Linked DNA regions of Homo sapiens: region 2 is linked to region 1. A link is an interaction called in ENCODE POLR2A ChIA-PET data of the cell type or tissue named here. Cell type or tissue: K562. All regions are shown on one strand. Each heading gives the region's core, and the rest is flanking DNA. Links, peaks and the distances in the headings are about the cores only.

What was found. Peaks named below come from ENCODE experiments on the same cell type or tissue, not always from the same donor. Only the 100,000 strongest peaks of a DNase experiment are listed, where the experiment ranks them.
Region 2: POLR2A ChIA-PET joins it to region 1 with 6 read pairs; 5 of 35 experiments call an interaction of 5 or more read pairs at or near these places.

Annotation. Positions count from the first base shown.
Region 1 is chr3:128,587,805-128,593,832 of GRCh38, forward strand. LOC124909430 (a long non-coding RNA gene) reads right to left here and starts at 4,716. Exons shown (of 2, transcript XR_007096077.1): 1 at 4,387-4,716; 2 at 1,401-2,968. RefSeq lists enhancers at 2,733-3,233, 4,202-4,496. In K562, for the core only: a CTCF peak has its summit at 3,325; a DNase peak (open chromatin) is centred at 3,317.
Region 2 is chr3:128,408,089-128,412,883 of GRCh38, forward strand. It overlaps EEFSEC (eukaryotic elongation factor, selenocysteine-tRNA specific), which reads left to right. Exons shown (of 7, transcript NM_021937.5): 7 at 1-558. The coding sequence ends at 171. Among named protein-coding and RNA genes, the nearest start is that of DNAJB8-AS1, 53 kb to the right of the region's middle. RefSeq lists enhancers at 1-27, 1,209-1,857, 4,755-4,795 and cis regulatory regions at 3,514-3,699, 4,433-4,795. In K562, for the core only: a CTCF peak has its summit at 739 (motif pointing right); DNase peaks (open chromatin) are centred at 733, 2,173 and 2,823; H3K4me3 peaks cover 1,869 bases.

The sequences.
Region 1 (6,028 bases), core at 943-4,942:
CACAAGTTCAGCCAGGCACAGTGGCTCACGCCTGTAATCCCAGCACTTTGGGAGGCCGAGGCATGTGGATCACCTGAGGTCAGGAGTTCGAGACCAGCCTGGCCAACGTGGCGAAACCCCGTCTCTACTAAAAATACAAAAATTAGCTAGGTGTGATGGCAACGCCTGTAGTCCCAGCTACTCGGGAGGCTGAGACAGGAGAATTGCTTGACCCCAAGAGGCGGAGGCCTCAGTGAGCCGAGATTGTGCCACTGCACTCCAGCCTGGGTGACAGAGCAAGACTCCGTCTCAAAAAAAAAAAAACAAGACAATCACATTCACTACCCTGGGATTTTTAATTTAACCTTTTGCATCTCACGTGGTGTATCTGCTTTCTCTCATGCCACAAACCTAGGTTCACAGTGACATCAGGAGTGCTCGAGTTGGAATAGCCCAGATCTGCTCATTTGCCTCCCCCGGCTTGGCGAGCTCAGACCTGTGAGCTGTCGTAGGGGGTGACAGAGAAGCTGCACGAAAGAAACTCCAGGGCTTCCTGGAGTGCCTGAGGAGGAAGCCCTGCACACCGGCTGGGGCTCTGCAGGGGGCCTCAGGGCCAACAGAGCCAGCTGAGTTGAGGTGAAGCAACGTGAAGTGTCACCATGGGGAATGACAGGAGGGAGTCCCACCTCGGGATTGAGTAGGAGACCACGTGAGGAGTGAAGAAGGGCCTGAGGGGTGAGACATCTCTGGCCTGTGAAAGGGACTGAGGGTGGGGCCCTTCACACTGGAGAGGGGCCATAACTACTTCCATTTGTGGGGCCCACCAGAATATTAAAAAAAAAAAAATTTTTTTTGAGACAAAGTTTTGCTCTCGTTGCCCAGGCTGGAGTGCAGTGGCGCGATCTCAGCTCACTGCAACCTCCACCTCCTGGGTTCAAGTGATTCTCCTGCCTCAGCCTCCCAAGTAGCTGGGACTACAGGTGCCTGCCACTGCATCTGGTTAATTTTTGTATTTTTAGTAGAGATGGGGTTTCACCAGGTTGGCCAGGCTGGTCTCGAACTCCTAACATCAGGTGATCTGCCCGCCTTGGCCTCCCAAAGTACTGGGATTACAGGCATGAGCCACCACCATGCCCAGCAGAATATTTAAAAATTTCTAAATCCCAAATTACAGGATGTTTTAAGTGTTTCTGTTTAACACCTTAAAGCTGTTATGAGGAAAAAAAAAATATTGCAATGTAATTATACTCACCCAGATCATTAGAAGATCTATAAACATGTGTATATATTAATCTGGAGTCACTATAAGGAGTGAGAACAGTAGTGAAGCATGAATTTACGCTGAATGAGAAATGCCCTTCTTTCAGCTCTGTTAGCGAATCTCTTTGATTGTATGTTCAAATTCTTTTGTTTCATTTTCATTTTCAGTTTTTAAAATAAACTTTATTTTTTAGAGCAGTTTGAGTTTCATAGTAAAATTGAGCAGAAAGTACAGAGTTCCCATGTGCCCCCTGCCCCCACACATGCCCAGTCCCCCCACATACACACTATCACCATCCCCACCAGAGTGGTGCATTTAGCACAATCAATGAACCTGCCTGGACCCATCATCACCACCCAGTGTCCCTCACTCCCATGAGGGCTCACTCTTGGTATTGTGCATTCTATGGGCTTGGGCAAATGTATAATGGCACATAATCACCATTGTAGAATCACATAGAATGTTATCACTGCCCTAAAAACTCCCCCATATTCTGTCTATTCATCCATTATCCCCACCATCCCCTTCCAGCCCCTGGCAACCACTAATCCTTTTGCTGTCTCCATAGTTTTGCCTTTTCCAGAATGTCATAGAATTGGAATCATCTAGCATGTAACCTTTTCAGATTCACTTAGTAACAGGCATTCTTCCTCCATGACTTTTCATGGTTGAGATAGCTCATTTCTTTTTAGCACTGAATGATATTTCATTGTCTGGATGCATTCCAGTTTATCCATTCACCTACTGAAGGACATCTTAGTTGCTTTCAAGTTTTGGCATTATGAATAAAACTGCTCTAAACATTTGCATGCAGGTTTTTGTGTGAACATAAATTTTCAATTCATTTGGGTAAATACCAAAGAGTGTGATTGCCGGATTGTATGGTAAGGGTATGTTTTAGTTTTGTAAGAAACTGCCAAACCGTCTTCTGAAGTAGCTGTGCCATTTTGCATTCCCACAGCAATGAATGAGAGTTCCTGTTGCTCCACATCCTTGCCAGCATTTGGTGTTGTCAATGTTCTGGATTTGGGCCATTCTTATAGGTGTGTGGTAGTATCTCATTGTTGTCTTAATTTGCATTTCCCTGATGGCATATGATGTTGAACATATTTTCCTATGCACTTTGCCATCATCTGTGTATCTTCTTTGTTGATGTGTCTGTTCAGATCTTTCGCCCATTTTTAAATTTGGTTATTTGGTTTCTTTTTTTTTTCTTTTGAGACAGTGTCTCACTCTGTCACCCAGGCTAGAGTGCAGTGGTACACTTATGGCTCACTGCAGCCTCAATATCTCAGGCTCAAGCAATCCTCTCACCTCAGCCTCCTGAGTAGCTGGAACTACAGGTGTGCACTACCATGCCAATTAATTTTTGTATTTTTTGAAGAGACAAGGTCTCGCCATGTTGCCCAGGCTGGTCTTGAGCTCATGGCTCAAGCAATCCTCCCACCTCGGCCTCCCAAAGTGCTGGGATTATAGGTGTGAGCTAGAGCACCTACCTGTTTTCTTATGGTTGTCTTAAGCATTCTTGGTATATTTTGGATAATAGTTCTTTATCGACTATGTCTTTTGCAAATATTTCCCCTCATTGTGTGGCCCATGTTTTCATTCTCTTGATATCCCCCTCTTTCAAGGAGGATGTTGAAGGCTTGAGTTAAGATTCACCACATGCAATAGGGATCAGGCCTCCACTGTCCTGTGCCCCACGGTCCCCAAGGAGAGAGATGGGGCCTGTGAAGGAAAAAGATGGACCTCAATAGAAGGGAGGCTGGGGCCAGAACCTGCATGGAGGCTCCTCCCACTGTGGAGAAGTTGCAGAGGGGAAAGTCGGGCCCCCTGAGGAAAAGCTAAGTGTGAGGAAGGGGAGTTTAGGGGTGTAGGAAGCTGAGGCTGTTGGAGAAAGCTTACCTGGGAAAGGGAGCCCCGTTAGGAAGAGGAGACCACGTGAAGCCGTTGTCCCGGAGGCAAGGGTGACACTGCTGGCAAGTCCTGTGGGCCCAAGCCCCAAGGACCTTCCTTTGCCAGGACAGGCAGATGCTAGAGCCAGCCTGGCCTAGGGTGCGGAGGCGACACCGCTCCATGCAGTCACTAGGGGTCCCTCTTAAGCTGCTCCTACAGCCCAGCCCTCAAAGGAACACCAAGTGGGACATGCTGCTGTTCCTGGCACTTAGGACAGTCAGGTCCTAAGAGGGCCAGCGGTCAAATGGGAATGTCAGGTTTCATTATGCTCACCTATGCCACACATCCTGGAAAATCAAGACCTTTTGAATCTACAATCCAACTTTAAGCCATTCCTAGGGCCCAACGTGGGGAAGTCACGTTCCAGAGAGAACCTTCACTTAAACATTTCATGACTTGGCCGGGCACAGTGGCTCATGCCTGTAATCCCAGCACTTTGGGAGGCCGAGGCAGGTGGATCATGAGGTCAGGAGTTCAAGACCAGCCTGAACAACATGGTGAAACCCCATCTCTACTAATACTACAAAAATTAGCCAGGCGTGGTGGCACACTCCTGTAATCCCAGCTACTCGGGGAGGCTGAGGCAGGCGAATCGCTAGAACCCAGGTGACAGAGGTTGCAGTGAGCCAAGATAGCGCCACTGCACTCCAGCCTGGGTGACACAGTGAGACTCCATCTCAAAAAAAAAATTCCTGACTTGACAAAAGGAGCCGTTTTAAGGATACATCCATGAGATTGTTTGCATGTGATTTCCCTTTTCAAAACCCACACACCAGAAATAATCAAGGAGGTAAACATAAAACCAGGCAGGAGCCCAACCTGCAAATGTCTCTTTGGGCCTGAGTTGTTGCCAGTTTCACAAAAATTCATCAACTGTCAAAGCAGAACTACAGCTCTATCTGCACTGCCCCAGGAAGAGCAGGAGCTGTCACTGTGCCCTGACTGTAAGATCGCAAAGTGAAAATCTTAGCCAGACTTCTCAGCTCCCCATCTATCTACAAATAAACCAAATAAGGAACCTAAACTTTAACTGTCCTGGCTCAAGACCACCTTTTTGGCTTATTAAAGCCAAGAGATCTTCACTGGAGGTCACACTGGGCACCGTTGGTCAGATGGAAGGGTGTAGGGAGAAGAGAAGAGGAAAAAGTGAGGGCAGAGATCAATGTTGAACAGCATTCTGAGTCACCAACCTGCAGATGTCACAAGGAGGCCTGTGGTGCCACCGGAAGGAAGCACGCTGACACACACATGCACAGGGTCTGCCCTGTGACAACCAGGCAAGGACTCCTTCTGTCTTAAGGACTCCTGACCTTGAGGTGGACACAGGTGCTCCTAAGAGCACCCGGAAGCCCCTGATCCCAAATACTTCCTCTGTGTCTGGAATTCCACCATGAAAGATTCTGTCTCCTGGAGCACACACAATAAAAAAAAAAAAAACTGGAATCAGCCCAAATGTGCATAAATGAGGGACGGCTTAAATAATCTACGATACACACTTACAATGGAACACTACACAGCTGTAAAAAAAAAAAAAAAAAAAAAAAGAGGGAGGAAGCTGGGTGCGGTGGCTCATGCCTGTAATCCCAGCACTTTGGGGGGCTGAGATAGGTGGATTACTTGAGGTCGGGAGTTCAAGACCAGCCTGGCGGCCATAGTGAAACCCCATCTCTACTAAAAATACAAAAATTAGCCAGTGCGGTGGTGCATGCCTGTAGTCCTAGCTACTCCAGAGTCTGAGGCAAGAGAATCGCTTGAACCTGGGAGGCGGAGGTTGCAGTGAGCCGAGATCGCGCCACTGCACTCCATCCTAGGTGACAGAGCGAGACTCCATCTCAAAAAAAATTAAATTAAATTTAAAAGAGGGAGGAAACGCTTACCAATGGGTCTCCAAGAAACACTATCCCATGAAAAGAAACCAAGGTGCAGAACCCTGGGCATGAGAAGGAAGGGGAGGATGTATCTATGTATCTGCTTGTGTATGCAAAACCTCTCTCTGGAAGAATCCACAAGGAACTGACAATACTTGTCTCTACAGAACATAACTGAGGGCGGGGTCAGGCCACGGGAGGAGGGGGCTTGCACTGCATGCTCTTTTGTGCCTTGTGAATATTAAATCCCATGAATTCAACAGAAGTCTTTTAACATAGATTTAAATTTTAAAAGGAAAGGAATGAAAAAGATCTCTACGTAGAGACATGGAAAGATGTACAGGATTTGTGATTCAATGAAAAGTGAGTGAATAACAGTGTGTCTAGTGCACTTCAATGTGTTTAAAAAAAACAGGAAGAGATAATAGGATATTCACATATATACTTGTAAATATATAGAAAAAGTCTTGAAGACTACACTAACAAACAGAGGACCCTGCTGGGGAAGATGGAAAAACACAGATCTTTCACTTTTTACCTCTTCTGTCATCTTTAATTTTTTTTAAGAAGCATGTATTACTGTTCTAATAATAGTAATACAGAAATGGTGAAGGTAAAAGGAAAGGCCTGGTGGCTGTCACATGGTCCTGAGATGGTACTGGCTCCTCCTGTCCTAGCCATCCCTGACAGGCAGCACAATGGTGGCAAACTAACCCACGATGGGGCAGCTGTGCCAACCTCCAGGTCTGCTATAAAGCTCACATAAAGAGGCTGGTGTGAGCAGCTCCAGCATGGAGCCCAGCGCTGAGGTTTCATGGGCAAGGGCAACAGGAGGGAGGCTGTGGTGTGGGAAGTGCTGGTAATCTCACTGCAGTGGGATATGCACAGCAGCACAGGTGATAGAATTGCAGAGAACTAAATACACAGTGCACACGTGCACACACACACATACGGGCGCACCATG
Region 2 (4,795 bases), core at 1-4,000, 180 kb before region 1:
AAGAAGATCCTGACACCCGCCCTCAAGAAGCGGGCCCGGGCTGGCCGTGGGGAGGCCACCAGGCAGGAGGAGAGCGCCGAGCGGAGCGAGCCCTCACAGCATGTGGTGCTCAGCCTGACTTTCAAGCGTTATGTCTTCGACACCCACAAGCGCATGGTTCAGTCTCCCTGAGTGTCCGGTGACCTCCCCCAGGGCCTCCTTGCCCAGCCCAGTCCAGGCTGCTGTGCCAAATCCCAACCAGCCACGCCTCAGCCTCTCCCAGTCTCTCCCTGCAGTCCTGCAGCAGCAGCCCCCACCCCCAAGCTTGGTGCTGAGCCCTGGTGAGGAGCTGAGGGGGATGGGTTGCTGGGGCCAGGAGGGTCTCTCCTCCAGCCCCTGCACACTCCCACCCAGGACAGCCCCCAGCCCAACTAGGAAAGGGCCATGGGCAGAGGGCTGGTAGCCAGTATCTTCCACTGCCCCATCTGTTGGCCACCTGCAGGCCAGTCTCAACCCTCCCCCAGGTGGGCAGGCACTTGATGGCTACAAATAAATGTCCCGTGGCCCCAGCCCACTCTACTGGTGTCTCTCTCTCTGTGACTTCACTAGGTCCGCCGCCCTCCCCAGCTGTGTTCCAAGGGGAATCTCAGAAATCCCAAGAGTTCCTGCCCAGGTCGGGGCCAGGGAAGGGACCCAAACTCAGAGTCTGTAGGCTGTGGGAGTCTGCAGAGTGTCTGCGCTTCTCAACCCCACTAGGTGGCTCCTGGGGCGCTCTGGGCCTTCAGGGAGAATGGGGATTCTCTGGGCAGCTGGGTCCAGGGAAGGTACCCACAGGGAAGTTGGGGAATAGCAGGGTGCCTGGCCAGAGCATCAGGCAGAGCAGGTGGAGGCTTGTTCCTCCACCCCAACACGAGGAGTCCCTCAGCCCCTGCCCTCAAGTTTGAGAACCACATACTTCCCAGAAAGTGGAGGCTAGCATGGTGAGGGCACCCTGCAGAGCCATCTGCCATCCCCTGCACCCACAGACCACCCTGCCTTGTAGCCCCAGGCTGTGGGATACTCAGGAAGGGGTGAATGGTGGAGTCAACAGACTGAGGGGAAATCAAAGCTTTTAGAGACATTTGCAGGATGAACAGATGTTCAAACGTTCCTTTATTTGGTCTCCAGACAGACGCAGAGGCCTCCCTTTTATCCCAGTAATCGGTGCATTATGCTTTAATTTGCAAATGGCATTAAAAATATTAACAGGGGCAGGTTTCGATCAAATGACTTGGGCCTGTTAAGCCCCAGAGCCGTGTGTGTGTGTGTGTGTGTGTGTCCCGTGTGCACGTGGTGGGTGGGGAACAGGCAGTTAATTAAATACACCAACAGCAGAGCAAAGCCCCCGAGCTGCAAGGATACCAGCGATGGCGACTGGCCCAGCCACCCTTCGTCAACCTTGGCCCAGACCCAGGCAGCAGGGCTGGAGCAGCAGTCAAGGGCAACAGCTGAGAGCCATGGGGAAGTGGGGTTCCCAGTTCAGTCCCCTGAGGGGATTGGCCCTGGAGGAACGTGAGAGAGAGTGTGGCCCCGGTGAGCGTGGCCTCCGCGGCTGCTGCAGGCTGCGGGTGCCAGGGCGGCTTGTCTGCACTGTGAATCAGGACAGCCCTCTGCCTAGGAGCCGACTCCCCCTCTACTGCCGCTGCCTGAGCAGACACTTCCTGGGACTGCAGTGGCCCCTCTCCCTGGGGCCTGACCCCACTGTGTGCTGTGCCCCGACCCCACTGTGTGCTGTGCCCCACGGCCTCCTCACCCTACCTGGCCCTGCAGACTGTTTCACCAGGAAGGCAGTGCCACTTCACTGAGGCCACTCCGCCCAGGAAACTGGCAGCAGCTTTGAGCCCACACCAGGCTCCCTGCTAGCCTGCTGGTCCCCCAGGGGAGGGCAGCCCAAGAAGGGAGCAGACCTCCAGGAGGGCTTCAGTCAGCACCGAGCTGGGCTCACAGCCCCCAGCCTGTCAGTCCCTGGGGGCAGGAGAGGCCCCTCTGAGCACTTGCCAGTGCTGTCCAGGCTGGTCACCTCCCAGCACAGATCTGGGAGCTGCTGGTGAGGGCCAGCACTGGGTCCGAACCCAGCTCCAAGGACTCACTTCTTAGGCGAGGAAACCTCCCTCCTCCTCAGTGTGGGGCTGAGCTGGGAGCCAGGCCACACCCTCCCTGACCGCTCCCTCCCCAGCCCCCTCAGAGTCCCTGCACATTGGGACAGAAAGCTCTGAGCTCAGCCCCAGGTCCTGGCCTGCATGGGCAGGGTGACCTTGGGTGTGTCACTGTCCCTTTCTAAATGAGGGGTGATGTGACCCAGTGGAACCACTGTGCCAAGCATGGGGTTCCATGGAAGCTGTCCATGGGAGCTTCCATGGGAGCCATGGGAGCTGGCTCTGGGGCCAGATCAGGTGTGGAGGAAAGATGAGCACACAGGGCGAATGTGGCTGCCGCCACCAGGGCACAGATTCAGGCCTCTCCCTGCCTGCGGTGTGAGCTTGGGCAAGTTCCCTAACCTCATGCCTCAGTGTCCCCATGTATAAAATGGAAGAAGAAAAGCAGCCATGCCAGAGGGCTGCCCTGGGGGTGGGAGACTTGCCAGGCACACTGCTGACCCCACATTACCTGCGGCCCTAGGGTGGGCCCCACACATCTCCCACTGAGAGGCAAAAGGCCCAGAACCCCTCAGGAAGTGACACCAGCCCCAAATAAGCCGTTTTTCCAGGAACTCTGTGCAGGCGTCCACCTCCACCCCACCTCTCACCTCCCTACTGGTCTGAAGACCGTGCTCCTCAAAGTCCCGGGAAGGAGGGGGCTCGGGTGGAGGAACTGAGGCACAGAGGCACAGAAGGGAGGAGGGGCAGCCCAGGGCGACTCCCAGGAGCCTCTGAGCGCCCTGAGTGTGTAATGAGGCGGACCTGCTCTGTGTGGCCTGAAAACGCCCAGCCGACTGCCCCAGGAGAGGCCTCTATCAGGCCCGGCATCGGTGGAAACCCGAGCGTCCATTAGTGGGGTCGGGCCAGGGCGCGCAGCCTTTGAAGGTGCAGCCTAGCCGGGACGGTGGGCAGGAGCTGGTGCCAGCACCCGCTTCTGGCTGAGGCCAAGGTGTGGGCATGCACGTCCCCTTCCCTGGCTCCCCCGTCCCCCAGGATGCCTTGGGCAACCCCAGGCCCGCGTGTTTTATGTAGGAGAGGGTTCCAGTGGGCCAAGCTCACTGCAGCCACCGACACAGGTAAACTCACCGAATCTGCTCATCTACCCACAGCAGTGATGTGGCAGCAGCATGCCGGTTTCCCAGGGGTGTGGGCAGGGCAGGGCTTGGCTGCCTGCAGCTGCCCCAGATAGAGCTGGAGTTTGAGTCCAGGCTCCAGGTTCTTCCAGAGTCCCTTGCCCACCAGTGCTTCAGGCGTGTCCTTGGAAAAGAGGTGCCCTCTGGGGTCCTCTGTGGGCTGATGGGTGGGGTGGGGCATGGGGCAGCAGTGCCCTGGGCCCCCTCACCTGCCTGCCCACATGGAGTGAGGTCATGGACCGACATCCTGCCATGGGCTGGGGCAGGAGGGGCAGCGGTGATTGGCAGGCCCCCGACCAGCAGGGCTAATGCACAAACGAAGAGATAAGGCTTATCTGGAAATGTCCCTGGAATCGAGACTCTGATGGAAACAGGCTTCTGGGTTAATATATTTTCAATAGATAACGTCTCGTAAACGGGAAGCCCTGGGGGCCTGGGGCAGGAGAAGGGGCAGCTTCCGTGCTCCCAGGCCTCCTGCCCTGGCCATGCATGTGCATGTGCGCACACGGGCTTTGGTGCACCAGGCATCTCCAAGCCTGTGCTGACGTCTGGGTGTGCATCTGTGCACATGGATCCGCGATGTCTCAGACGTGTCTGCATGTGCTCCGTGTGTGTTTTGGGAGGGTTGCGGTGTTTGTCAGTGTGTGTATCTCTTTGGGTGTGGGAGTGGGGTGAAGGAGGATCGAGTCCAGTGTACACAGGGTGGTGGCAAGTTCCCTAACCTCATGTCTCAGTGTCCCCATGTGTAAAATGTGCCTCAGTTCCAGTGTATCCAGTGCTAGTTTGCCCCATGGGCAAAGGGCATGCAGGTTAGTGGGGCCTCTTCTCCAGGACTGGGTGGGATTCAAGGGAGGCTTATCACTCTATTCTACAGGAAGCATACCAGGGCCAGACCCCTGTCTGGGGAGTGCAGGAGCCTGTCAGTCCGAGCTCACTCTGGAGTTGGTCCCGGCCCTGGCCTCCTCTGCCGAGCAGCCTCCATGTGGGGGTTAGCATCTCCAGATTCCCTTCCAGAGACCAAGGCCAGCCCCGCTGACAGCCTCCCAGCTCCTAGTTCAGCCTTGTCTGTCCTCTGAGGCAGGGACTGGGGAGGCCTCCTGCCAAGGGGCTGCATGGGCAAGGTCTTGAAGGGAGAGTAGGAGTTTGCCAGGGCAAGGAAGGGTGGCACCTGCCAGAGGGAACAGCAGAGTGAAGGCTGTGGCGAGGAAGTGCTCGCTGGGGCCCGTGTGCCTGCTTGCTGAGGAGGGATGAGGTCATAGCTCCAGACCCCCCAGCCCCTGCTGCACCTCCAGGAGCCTCCACACAGGCAGCCCAGATTAAAAAGAGTAATTAGCATTTGACTGATAACGGGGTTGAGCCATTAATTAGCCTGCTCAGCCGGCACCAGGCTTGGCTGCTGGGAGTTGGGGCGGAGGCAGCAGTGGGTGCTGGGAGTGGGGCTCGCAAGGCTCTACAGGGGCTCCATTCCCTTTGCTGAGCACTGGTGATGCTCGGGGAGGTGATGGG